3 separate regions of the Homo sapiens genome follow, and all the other regions are linked to region 1. Evidence: chromatin contacts called from ENCODE Hi-C or POLR2A ChIA-PET data. All regions are on one chromosome and are shown on one strand. The core of a region is the stretch at or near the end of the contact, and the rest is flanking DNA. Distances in the headings are between cores, read along the strand shown. Region 1 overlaps ST6GALNAC3 (ST6 N-acetylgalactosaminide alpha-2,6-sialyltransferase 3). Region 2 overlaps ST6GALNAC5 (ST6 N-acetylgalactosaminide alpha-2,6-sialyltransferase 5). Region 3 has its middle 100 kb from the start of LINC02567.

The links. A loop is a pair of places that touch in the nucleus more often than their neighbours do. ChIA-PET counts read pairs that join two places held with the same protein, here RNA polymerase II (POLR2A). Pooled maps may share reads with other maps.
Region 2: a map of HCT116 shows a loop between it and region 1 (2.8-fold over the local background). The contact joins two enhancer-like sites. A Hi-C loop is called at or near these places in 1 of 168 maps with a recorded cell type or tissue (HCT116) and 5 of 50 pooled maps. POLR2A ChIA-PET finds 5 or more read pairs at or near these places in 1 of 52 experiments (GM12878).
Region 3: a loop to region 1 is called in a map of Calu3, with 2.8 times the contacts of the local background. The contact joins two enhancer-like sites. A Hi-C loop is called at or near these places in 2 of 168 maps with a recorded cell type or tissue (Calu3 and naive thymus-derived CD4-positive, alpha-beta T cell) and 6 of 50 pooled maps.

The regions. Positions count from the first base shown.
Region 1 is chr1:76,152,829-76,156,345 of GRCh38, forward strand. All of the region lies in intron 1 of ST6GALNAC3 (ST6 N-acetylgalactosaminide alpha-2,6-sialyltransferase 3), which reads left to right. Among named protein-coding and RNA genes, the nearest start is that of ST6GALNAC3, 80 kb to the left of the region's middle. RefSeq lists a silencer at 1,453-1,562. Within about 2 kb of position 2,008, at least 19 of the 41 ENCODE cell types and tissues checked have a DNase peak (open chromatin) inside an H3K27ac peak, as active enhancers do.
Region 2 is chr1:77,029,503-77,033,019 of GRCh38, forward strand. The region is part of intron 2 of ST6GALNAC5 (ST6 N-acetylgalactosaminide alpha-2,6-sialyltransferase 5); the gene reads left to right. Among named protein-coding and RNA genes, the nearest start is that of MIR7156, 29 kb to the right of the region's middle. Within about 2 kb of position 1,954, at least 2 of the 41 ENCODE cell types and tissues checked have a DNase peak (open chromatin) inside an H3K27ac peak, as active enhancers do.
Region 3 is chr1:76,673,354-76,676,870 of GRCh38, forward strand. No RefSeq gene overlaps it. Among named protein-coding and RNA genes, the nearest start is that of LINC02567, 100 kb to the right of the region's middle. Within about 2 kb of position 1,623, at least 2 of the 41 ENCODE cell types and tissues checked have a DNase peak (open chromatin) inside an H3K27ac peak, as active enhancers do.

The DNA of each region.
Region 1 (3,517 bases), core at 758-3,257:
GTTCCACCAACATTTTCCTTAATTCTTAGATGCCTTTTGGTGGTTGAATTCTGTCCTTATTTTCTTATTTCCTGAAGCCCAAAATATAAGCTCTATAATGTGGTCATTCATAAACCTTTAGGGATATTCCTATTGGAAAATGTTGTGCAAGTCTTATTTTAGAGTTCCCAGAAGGGAATTACCGGACCTTAAGATATGCACGTTTTGAAGATATTGGATACAACTGGTCTCCAGAAGTGGGAAGACCATTTTTGCTCCTTTTAATAGTGGTGTCTGGTGTCTCTTTCCTCAGATATTCAGTAATGGATATGTCATGCTTTTTCATTTTGCCCTTCTGATAGGTGGAAAATGACGTAACATCCTTAATTTAAGTTACATTTTTTGGATGCCATTGTGAATTTTTTTTCCCCTATAGCTATTGCCTATTTGCATACCCTCTGAAGTTGCCCGTTCTTGAAGGACACTGATAATGTTCTCCTCCCCTGCCCTTTCCTTTTTGTTGCCAGAATAACCTAATCTAAACCAGAAACTCCATCTTTTCTTCCCCAGGGCTCCTATAGACCCATAGGCGGCTAGAGTGTACCTGTGAGCCTCTGGGGAGATGTCTCACCGCCAGAGAGCTGTCCCCAACTCAGGACCTCACCTGCCTGTGCGTGCGAAATTACACCTGAGATGGAGTGGCTGTGTCCAGCTAACAAAGCCGTTTGGGGAGGGGATTTCAAGCATGGCTATTCCTTGTTCACTTTAATAAAACATGGCATGAATTCAGGCAAAGGGACTTACTCCTTACTCCCTCACCTCAGATTTTTCTGTGTTTTGCTGTTGGTATAACTTGTCCTGTGTTGCTAAGTTTTAAACATATCTATATTTTGTTTAAAACACTAACCATGGCTTTGTTTGAGTGGCTTATTTTTATGTCCTAAGGAGTTGACCTAGACAGGGAACAGTTAGTCATATTCTGTTTCAGGCCAATGCCTCTGAGCCCCTTCCCTTCTCGTTTTTCTCTGTCTGAAATGATGCTCTTGGCTGGCCCCATTTTGCTGTTTGTCCAAACGGGCGCCCCTCAGCAATGGGCAACTTTCTCCATTTTGGTGTCTTATCTAAGACCTTGCCCACTGGCTTAAAGAGTTGGCTTGGGTTCCGTCACAGTGATGAGTTGCCTGTCCCGCCGTCTGTAGTCGGGAGGGCTTTTTCCGTGATGAGAATGAGCTGCAAACTCAGGCAAACACTGATCAGGAGAGACATGAAACCCAACCTGGCCCAGTCGGCTTAAAAATAGTCCAGTCATTTCACCCCTGGAATTTTCTCTTGCTTATGTGGGTGGACAATTCTCTTGGAACACCACCAAGATCATGAGGAGGAGAAAACAGAGCAGGCACCAACCACATGAATCCAACCCAGGCTGACCCCGTAGCCGGTGGTGCATTGGCCCTCACAGGTTTGCACCCTGCATGCAGGGCCCTTTCTCCCCCACGAGAGGGCGCTCTCGTCACTCTTAAAGCAATCGTACTGGGGAACACTCAGGTTGTTTCTTAGTGAAGTCCCCGAAGAGCACTGCATTTAAGCTGCTACTTTGTGTCTCAGCTTCTACTTTCAAGGTTTGTTATGAATGTAAAGACATTCTCCAACTCAAGCAAGTGTGGGCAATATTAGTGTCTGGAAACGCCTGTTGCAAATGAAGCACAGCCACTGCTTGTTTGTGTTTCGTTAGTGAAACGTGATTGTAACCCAGGGTTTTTGACGCTCACAGAAGCATCCGCCTTGGTAATGCTGTACATCCAGGCTGCTCTTCTTTGTCCCTAACCTGGTTGCAATGTGGCCGTAGCATGCTTGTGTTGACATCTGACAGGAGATGAGGACTTGACTTCCTGGGCTGATCTTGCTTATTTTGGGGAGAGCAGGAGTGCCCGTGGTTAGTGTGGATCAGCCTGACAGGAGATTTTCTATTGAGGGAGGATTTAAGACTGCATGCAGGCAAGGGAAATACAAGCCATATTTCACCAGCTCAATACACCAGGGAGCGCTACCATTTAACGAAAACCACCATTCTGACTTCCGGGTTTTTAGGTCATCTGGCAGCCACTGGGTGGGGTCAGTTTCTTGGCCCTTGATTAGAAGTTCCTTCTGATTACAAAACACCTCTTGATTGAAATCTTTGCATTTTCTTTGCATTTGCATTTCCACCAATCTTTTTATTTTTTATTTTTTTTGCCTTGGAGGATGTGTGTATGTGAGGGTGACCTTCTCTTTATTTGTGGGAATCGGGGAGTGCCCTCCTCCCTACAAAGTCACTATAAAGCTACGGGCTTTGCTGCCCTTGGTACAGGGTCTAGAAGTGGTTGTTGGGTGGTGACCAGCACAGTGACAGTTTATTTCCTGGACCTTTGAACCTAAATTCCCACAGGAAGAACATAAAGGACTCAGCAAATCTTGCCCCCCGACCCCCGTCTCCTCCATGCGCCTACACTGGAGCCATGAGTACTACTGCTACCGTCACTACAGCCAAATTATTATAGAGAATTACTATGTGCCAGGCATGGGTAATTTTTGGTTGTTTTAATCAACTTTGTTTCAAACAGCTTTAGATTTGCAGAAAAACTATGAATATAGCAAGAGTTCCCCCACTTTCTCCTTTTTTTATTTATTTTATTTTATTTTTTTGAGACGGAGTCTCTGTCGTCCAGGCTGGAGTGCGGTGGCGCAATCTCGGCTCACTGCAAGCTCCGCCTCCCGGGTTCATGCCATTCTCCTGCCTCAGCCTCCCGAATAGCTGGGACGACAGGCGCCCGCCACTACGCCTGGCTAATTTTTTTTTTTTTTTAATATTTTTAGTAGAGACAGGGTTTCACCGTGTTAGCTAGGATGGTCTCGATCTCCTGACCTCGTGATCCACCTGCCTTGGCCTCCCAAAGTGCTGGGATTACAGGTGTGAGCCACCGCGCCCGGCCTCCTATTTTTAACATATAGTTTCTCCTGTTGTTGTTGTTTTAATCATATTAGCATAACACATTTGTTACAATTAGTGAAGGAATATTGATACATTATTATTAACTGAAGCCAATACTTTATTCGGATTTCCTTTATTTTGACCTAGTGTCCTTTTTCTGCTCCGGGAGCCTACCCAGGATACCGCCTTACCTTAGTTGTCATGTCTTCTTAAGATCCTGCTGGCGGTAGTGGTTTCTCAGACTTTAAACTTGTTTTTAATGACCTTGACAGTTTTGAGGAGTACTGCTCAGGAGTTTAGTAGAAGGTTCCTCTTTTGGAATTTGTCTAAGGTTTTCTAATAATTAGACTGGGGTTATGGGTTTTTGAGAGGAAGAAGGCAGAGAGAAAATGCCATTCTTATCACATCATATTCAGGGTACATATTATTAACATGATTTAACGTTGTAGATGTTGAACGTCATCACCTCGCTGAGACGGTGTTTGTCAGGTTTCTTCTCGTAAAGTTACTGTCCCCTCTCCTTTTTTTATACTGTACTATCACAAGAAAGTGACCACGTGTAGTCCACAC
Region 2 (3,517 bases), core at 704-3,203, 880 kb after region 1:
CTTCTGAAGTTTTCCAATGACCTCTGCTCCTGTTCCATTAGGAGGCACAGGGCTCTCCCTAGAGGCATGGGGACTAGAAACGAAGTCCCTGACTGGGCAGCCACTTCCATCTGTGACTCCATACTGTGGAAGGAAAGCATGAATTTTGGTGGAAAGTTAGTCATCACCATCATACCTGAGTGAGGAAAGAAAAACACATTTACCCTTCAGCAGTAACTTTTCAAAGTAGTCTGACACCTCATTTTGAAGCCTGGTTGAGAAATGAGTTTTACGAGCAAATGAGGCTTAAAACAACATAAGCACAGTCCCATTTAGCACCAAATCTTATTTGTCTAAATTATTGTTGAAGGTTCCAAATTGATTTTATACTTTCCTACCTAAGTGAACAAAACTTAATTTAAGCTTTTCTTGATGACTTAGGATCACCATTATGAATGTCATTTATGGGAATGCAGTGTGTTGTATACCAGCAGCTTTTGAGTGGTGTGGAAATGTTAGTTCCTGGGCTGAATGCCTCCTGAATTCTAGGCTGTTCCATTAAGTCTCTTCATTAACCTCTTGGGTCCCTTAGAATTTTTACAGTCACTGTGTATTCTCAATACCTCCCATTTCTATGTTTCTCTGCTTTCTGATTTCTCCTGCCATTTTTATTATTTACTAACCCATTCATGTAGGTTTTCTTTTTTCTTCTTTAAGACTCCCCAATCCTCTTTTCTTTCCAGTCCTTTCACTGATTTTGTTTTGCATATTATGGTGGAAAGAGCAGGCACACATGTGGGAGTGGCTTTGGCCTCAGCACTGACACTAGCTGTGCTGCAGAAACTATGACCTTGAGCAATTTAACCCCTGAGCCCCTGTTTCCTCAATATAAACTAAGGTGGTAATATGGATCTCACAGGCTTACATTGGGGTTAACTGAGATGCTAGTAATAGTATAAAAATTCATCTGTAAAAATTGATCGTCATTATGACTGTTATTTTGGCAGTTGGACCTGGTTTTTATTGTCGTCGTCAATAGAAATAGAAAGAGTCCATAGGACTCCAGGGAGTTGGAATCCAGACATGAACAGAGGAATAGCTAGAATACTCGAGACATCTCTATGGAGTGGACAGCTGAAGCCATGAGTCAGGCTCCTGAAAGTCTCCAAGAGGTTATAGATCTACTAATGTGCTTAAGCAGAATCTCAAGAAAGGTCTAATATAAATGGATGAAGCCATAAGAGGAATATCAAGAAAAGAAGACTGGATAAAAATATTCCCTGTTTCTAAGAAAAGAAGAAGTTTTCTAAACCTTGAAACTCTTTTAAGCTATCAATCCTATCTGCCACCATTCACTCCCAGCCTTCTTGAAGGAGCAGGGGGCCTCCATCTCTTCTTGCCAGGAATCTGCTTCTTGTATTTTACAATTCCTTGCCAAATCTGGGCAGAGTCAGCGGAGTGAAGGCAGTTGTGTCTGGGCAGTCTGCCTAAGAGTTTCCATTACATAAACAGTAGGTGCTTAATAACTTGCATTGTGCACATAAAAGGGAAAAAGAAGAAAATGTGATTTTTCACTGCTACAGAGTAAACCATTCTGTGGCCCCAGAGGATGCATCATGTTTAGCAAGATTAAAGCAGGTGGCAAAGTCCCTCCCCAGTGGGTACATCACAGCTAATGTCCATCAATGATTAGCAAATGAGTAGACGGTGCCTTTGTCAATAATCCTGTTTCTACCCTCATGCTTTATTTATTTAGCTAATGGCTGCCTAGCTGGTAGCTCATCAAGATGGTGTTTACTGAGCTTGGCAAAGTGAAAAATTATGATTTTGTTTACTCATGTGTTTCCAGCTGGGGTGCTGAGTTGTTATCCAGGCAGCTGATGACCGTTCTTCCACTCTCAGAGCCCCTAACACAGGCAGTTCAGTAAACAAACCATCAGCTTGAGAACCAGAGCATCAACACTGCCACAATCTGGTTATTTGCTACTTTGCAGTCGTCAGTGTCCAGAACCTCAAATGATGACTCATTCTGGAACCTCCCTTATACTTAGATAATAAAACAAATAGAAGTCAGGTTAAGTGTAATTGGTTTAGTTTGAGCTATTCAGTTGTTTATGAGAAAAATGAGTATTTGCTCCAAATTAAATATTTGATTTGGGATAGTTTTGTCTCTTGCTCTATACTCAAGCATGTAAAAATAGAATGGAAACCCAAACAGAAAACCTGGGAGAGACTATCACTCTGGAATGGTTCTCACACATGCACTAACTAATTTAGTTATTTGTACAGCAAATATATAGTGAGTACCTACTGTGTATTAGGTCCTGGGGATATTGTGGTGACTTAAACCCAACACAAACATGAACCTAGTTCTTCAGAACCTTGCAACTTTGTAGGAAAGAGAGACATTGAATCAGTGATTGTCAATATGATGAGAATTATAAAGGGAGAAACAGGGTGCTTCAGTAGTCTTGGAGTTTAGGGAAGGATCCTTGAGAAAGTGATGCTTTGAATGGGAGATGAAGGAGTTCCAAAAATCATAGACAGCGAAAGGCAGAGAGGGTAAGCTTAAATATTATTATTATCTCAGTTAAGTCACAAAATAACTCTGCGAGGTCAGTATTATTGCTCCGGTTTACAATTGAGGAGACTTGGGTTCCAGGGGAAGCACGTGCAAAGACCTGAGACCAGACTTTATGAATAGTGCCACTTGGAGCTACAAGGTCGAGCAAAGGCAGTGTGGCTGGAGTAGAGAGGAACCATGAGAGGCATGAGATACAGAGGGACTTGCCAAGGAGTTCCTAATTAAAAGTGCATTTTAGAAAGCCACTCTGGCTGGTATGGAGAATGGATTGAGGTGGATGTAGGAGGACTGGCTTAGAGGCATGGCAGTGACTGGGTGAAAAAGATAGTGAGTTGAACCAGGGGTGGAGTCAGGGGAAGCAACCTGCAGGAAGATAGAAATGATTAACGTCAACAGACATACAGGAGGTTGGGTCAGCAGGGTCAGTGAGTGGCTGGATATGAGGGGAGAGGCACTGACAGGTTATTCTACATGGCTCTCTTTATATCTGTAACAATTGAGCCATAATAATACTAATAGCTGCTCCTTACTGAGTGTCTACCATAGTCATTCTATAGATGAGAAAACTGAGACTGAGAGTAGGGAAGTACCTACCAATAGATGACTGAACTGAGATCTGAGCCCCAGCCTGACTCCCAAGCCAGTGCTCTCTCCACTCTAACACTGTATTTATGATTCTGGTCAATTCAATATTTTTCTCATTTGGTTGACTGAAACCTCAGATTTTTCCCCCAATGTAATTCAGCTATATATACGACTCCAAGTTCTCATAATTCTTTTGCATTTGACCATTAATTCTCAGTTATCTTCCAGATTTCGAGCCATGCTATGTTTATCTTCAGGCCATTTCAAACAGCAGAGGCCAGAGAAGCCAGTTTTGTGGAATCGGGCTTGTCGGGCCACATTAAATATCACCTCACTCTAATGAAAATGCAGGTTTTTGTTTGTTCTAAT
Region 3 (3,517 bases), core at 373-2,872, 520 kb after region 1:
AGGGACTCTCTAGTAAGAAGTAAAGAGGACCATAAAGACTATAGGAACAGCAGACATAAGAAGCTGTCTTGGCCGGGTGTGGTGGTTCACGCCTATAATCCCAGCACTTTGGGAGGCTGAGGTGGGCGGATCACGAGGTCAGGAGATTGAGACCATCCTGGCTAACATGGTGAAACCCCGTTTCTACTAAAAATACAAAAAAAAAAAAAAAAAAAAAAAATTAGCCGGGCGTGGTGGCAGGCGCCTGTAGTCCCAGCTACTCGGGAGGCTGAGGCAGGAGAATGGCATGAACCCAGGAGGTGGAGGTTGCAGTGAGCCGAGATTGCACCACTGCACTCCAGCCTGGGCGACAGAGCGAGACTCCGTCTCAAAAAAAAAACAAAAACAAAAAACAAAAAAACACCAGAAGCTGTCTTGCCCTTAAGTGAAATGTAGCACACAGGAAGAGGTCCACCCAGGGCTGCGATCCAGAGCTTGCTGGAGAGGGCATGATCATGGCTCACTGGATGGTAGAGAAGTTACTGTGGTGCTCTGTGGTGGGACTTTCTGGAAATCCACCCTCTGGAACTTCCATAAATCCGCTCTCTAAGACACCAACTGTTTATGGGAGTATGTTGCCAGATGCATGCTGCTACAAAACCTCCTGAGAGGGTGCAGGGGAGGGAAGCTTCTGGCTATCAGGTGCTGCTGACTGGGAGCCTCCCAAGAGGAACACACTGGAATCAGGAAGAAAAGCCCTGTCCCACTGCGCCCAGTGCCCACTATTGACAAAGTGAAACATCAGGCCATCTGGCAAAGAAAAAGATATTCAGAGGGCTCATTGAGGATGGACTTTGAAAGAGCAAATAATGAAGGATAGGGCATGTAACAGTCCAACTGATAATAGTCACAGGGAATTTAGTCTGTTCACAACGTTAATAGTTTTTATTTTATGCTACAATTACTAAACTCATAAATAGAATAATAAGACTTGAAGTTCAACTTAAAGGCTTAAAGAAAACTGAATTTTAAAATTATGACTGATTTACATAAACTAATTTTAATTTAAAACCTAGGTAACTATAAACAAAACCAAGTTCTTTCTACACTCAAAATCTATCCTTGGTTATTAATAGTTCATATTGACACTGGGGTCTTACTTATTCTGAAAAATTCTGTAAGTGTATAGAGTAAGAAAAAAATGAAGTGAATATATAAAGAATAAGAATGTAGCAAGGAAGAGAAAACAGAAAAGCAATTATGAGAGTGGTAAGGAGACTCTGGCAGAGTTTTGAGCAAAAAGGCTTAGGAAGCAGCCAAGGGTGTGAAAAAACTGGAGAAGAACAAGGAGGATTTATAAATAAGTGCTTCTGTATTTTGAATTGGATTCCTTTTACTGTCTCTTAGGAGATGCAAGTAAAAATTGGAAGTGCAGTACTTTTTAGTCATTTTTTGTTGCTGAATTGTGTTTTGGTACATGAGACATTATGGTGAAACCAAGTGATGTGAAAAACTGGAGCTTATTTGGATCTCACCTAAACAATGAAGTCTGACAAATAATCTATTTGAAATCAAAAATGCTGCCAAAGCCCTTCCAAGATGATGACATCACCAGCCTGGCTGAAAAGATGGCTGCACCAGAGGGCCACATCATCTACAGTCTGCGTCCAAGGTGTGGCCTCTGGCCCCTCACATGTACACTGTATGGTACAGCTTGAGCTAAAGGAGTGAGAAAAAGCTTCCCACCTTCACCTTTAAGTGTTTGAGAGCACTAATTCTTAACACCCCTCTATCTTTCCCGCCCAATTCGTAAATTAGTAAAGAGAGAGACCCAAGAGTCTAATTACTGATGAAAGCTAATATTGAAGAGTGGGTGACTCAGGTCTACTGGCCAAATGGGCCTGCTAATACATTCCCCCTAGTTAAACAGACTTACCCATTTACAGCTTTGGAAGTACTGAACAGCCACAGGCTACCCTGGAAGGGAAGTGCAAAGCAGAGCATAGTTTATATTTTCTGTCTCTAACTGCCTCCAGAGACCCCCCAAGGAGAGGAAGGGGCTAAATTGTGTGAATGAAATGCCCCTGAATCCATTAATTCTTAGAGGTTCATTCATAAGGTGACAAGAAGCTGTAGAAATGAGGTTCTCCCTAGATATTCCCTAACCTAACACTCAGCCAGGAATGTGGCTACTCTCTTGAGGGAGGAAATTGTCCTAACCACTAATGGGACTTTAGATCCTGCCTCCAACCCAAGAGTCTGAAGTGGGTCAGAAGAGTACAGGACAGGATAAGACAGTACAAGGTCATTCTACAATCAGGGTTGAAAACTTGCTCTGCTATTTGGCTCCCCACCCTATATTATGTCCAGTCACAATGTCTGATTTCGCTCATTAGTGTTCTTGCAGTGAGATTATATGCCAATTACATGAGATTACGGAAGAAAAGTGAATTATTCACATGGAACTTTGCAACTCTTCTCCTTCTGTTTCTTGTTCAAACTCAGAAACTTTACAGCCCCCTTGGATCCATCCCCTACTCAATAATGGCTCCCATCCCCTGCTTTCCTTGAACCTAGGAATCCTGTATCTATATTGTCTTTGCCATCTCCATTCTGTGGCTGAGTTTAGATGTCAATTCATCAACTTCCTATAATCTCTCAATCTCATCACCCCAATACCAGATCTTAACTTCTAAAAAATGTGTGCAAAGATGCTACTTAACAACTAGATGCTGTAAATTATGTTAAATATACAGTTTCTAAAATTTTATCAAAAAACAAAAATCCTTCAGTGATGAAGGAAAATACCAAAACCTATTTGAGCACAAAGTACTACATTTTTGTTTTTAAAAAGTTTTTCTTGTAACCAATAAACATTTTTATTTCTCTTTGGATAGACCTCTTTAGCAAGAGAAAAATTAAAAGGATTGGTCAACCAACTTCGGCAACTCTAGGTTTTATAACCCTGGATCAAAGGGGCAAGATTATATTCTTAAATTCTTACTTCCAGCTGTGGTTTCAGAGGTAGCAGCTACTTGAACGATCAGTAAAAAATGGTTTTGAGACTCATTCTAGTGCCCTCCTAGCACCAAGTACAGCAGTCCTTCTGACAATTTTGAAAGCAATCGAGTCCCCCATCTTAAATTCTTTATTGTTTTAAGTATTGAGAGTGGTTCTGTTTCCTGAATGAATTTCTGACTTATCATTATCATTTTCCTTAGCTCTAAAAGGCAAAAGATTTATATGCGCTGAAGACAGCCCAGAGTCTATCACCTTAGCTCTAAAATCACATAGCTCAGCCAGCTGCTAACTCTCTCAGTGTGAATTCAGCTACTCATGTTTTCCTTAGAATTTCACTTTTCTTCCACTTTTGCACTTAATGCTGTGCATGGCTTACCATCCAGGTTCATCTGGGGCCCTAGGACAGTAGTTTTGCTGGGACAACCCTTTGTTCATCTTGGTGGAACTAGGAAAAAAAATCTAGTGATTTTGCTGATTTAATATTCAAAGCAAAAGTGTGGTTTGAACCTTTGAAACA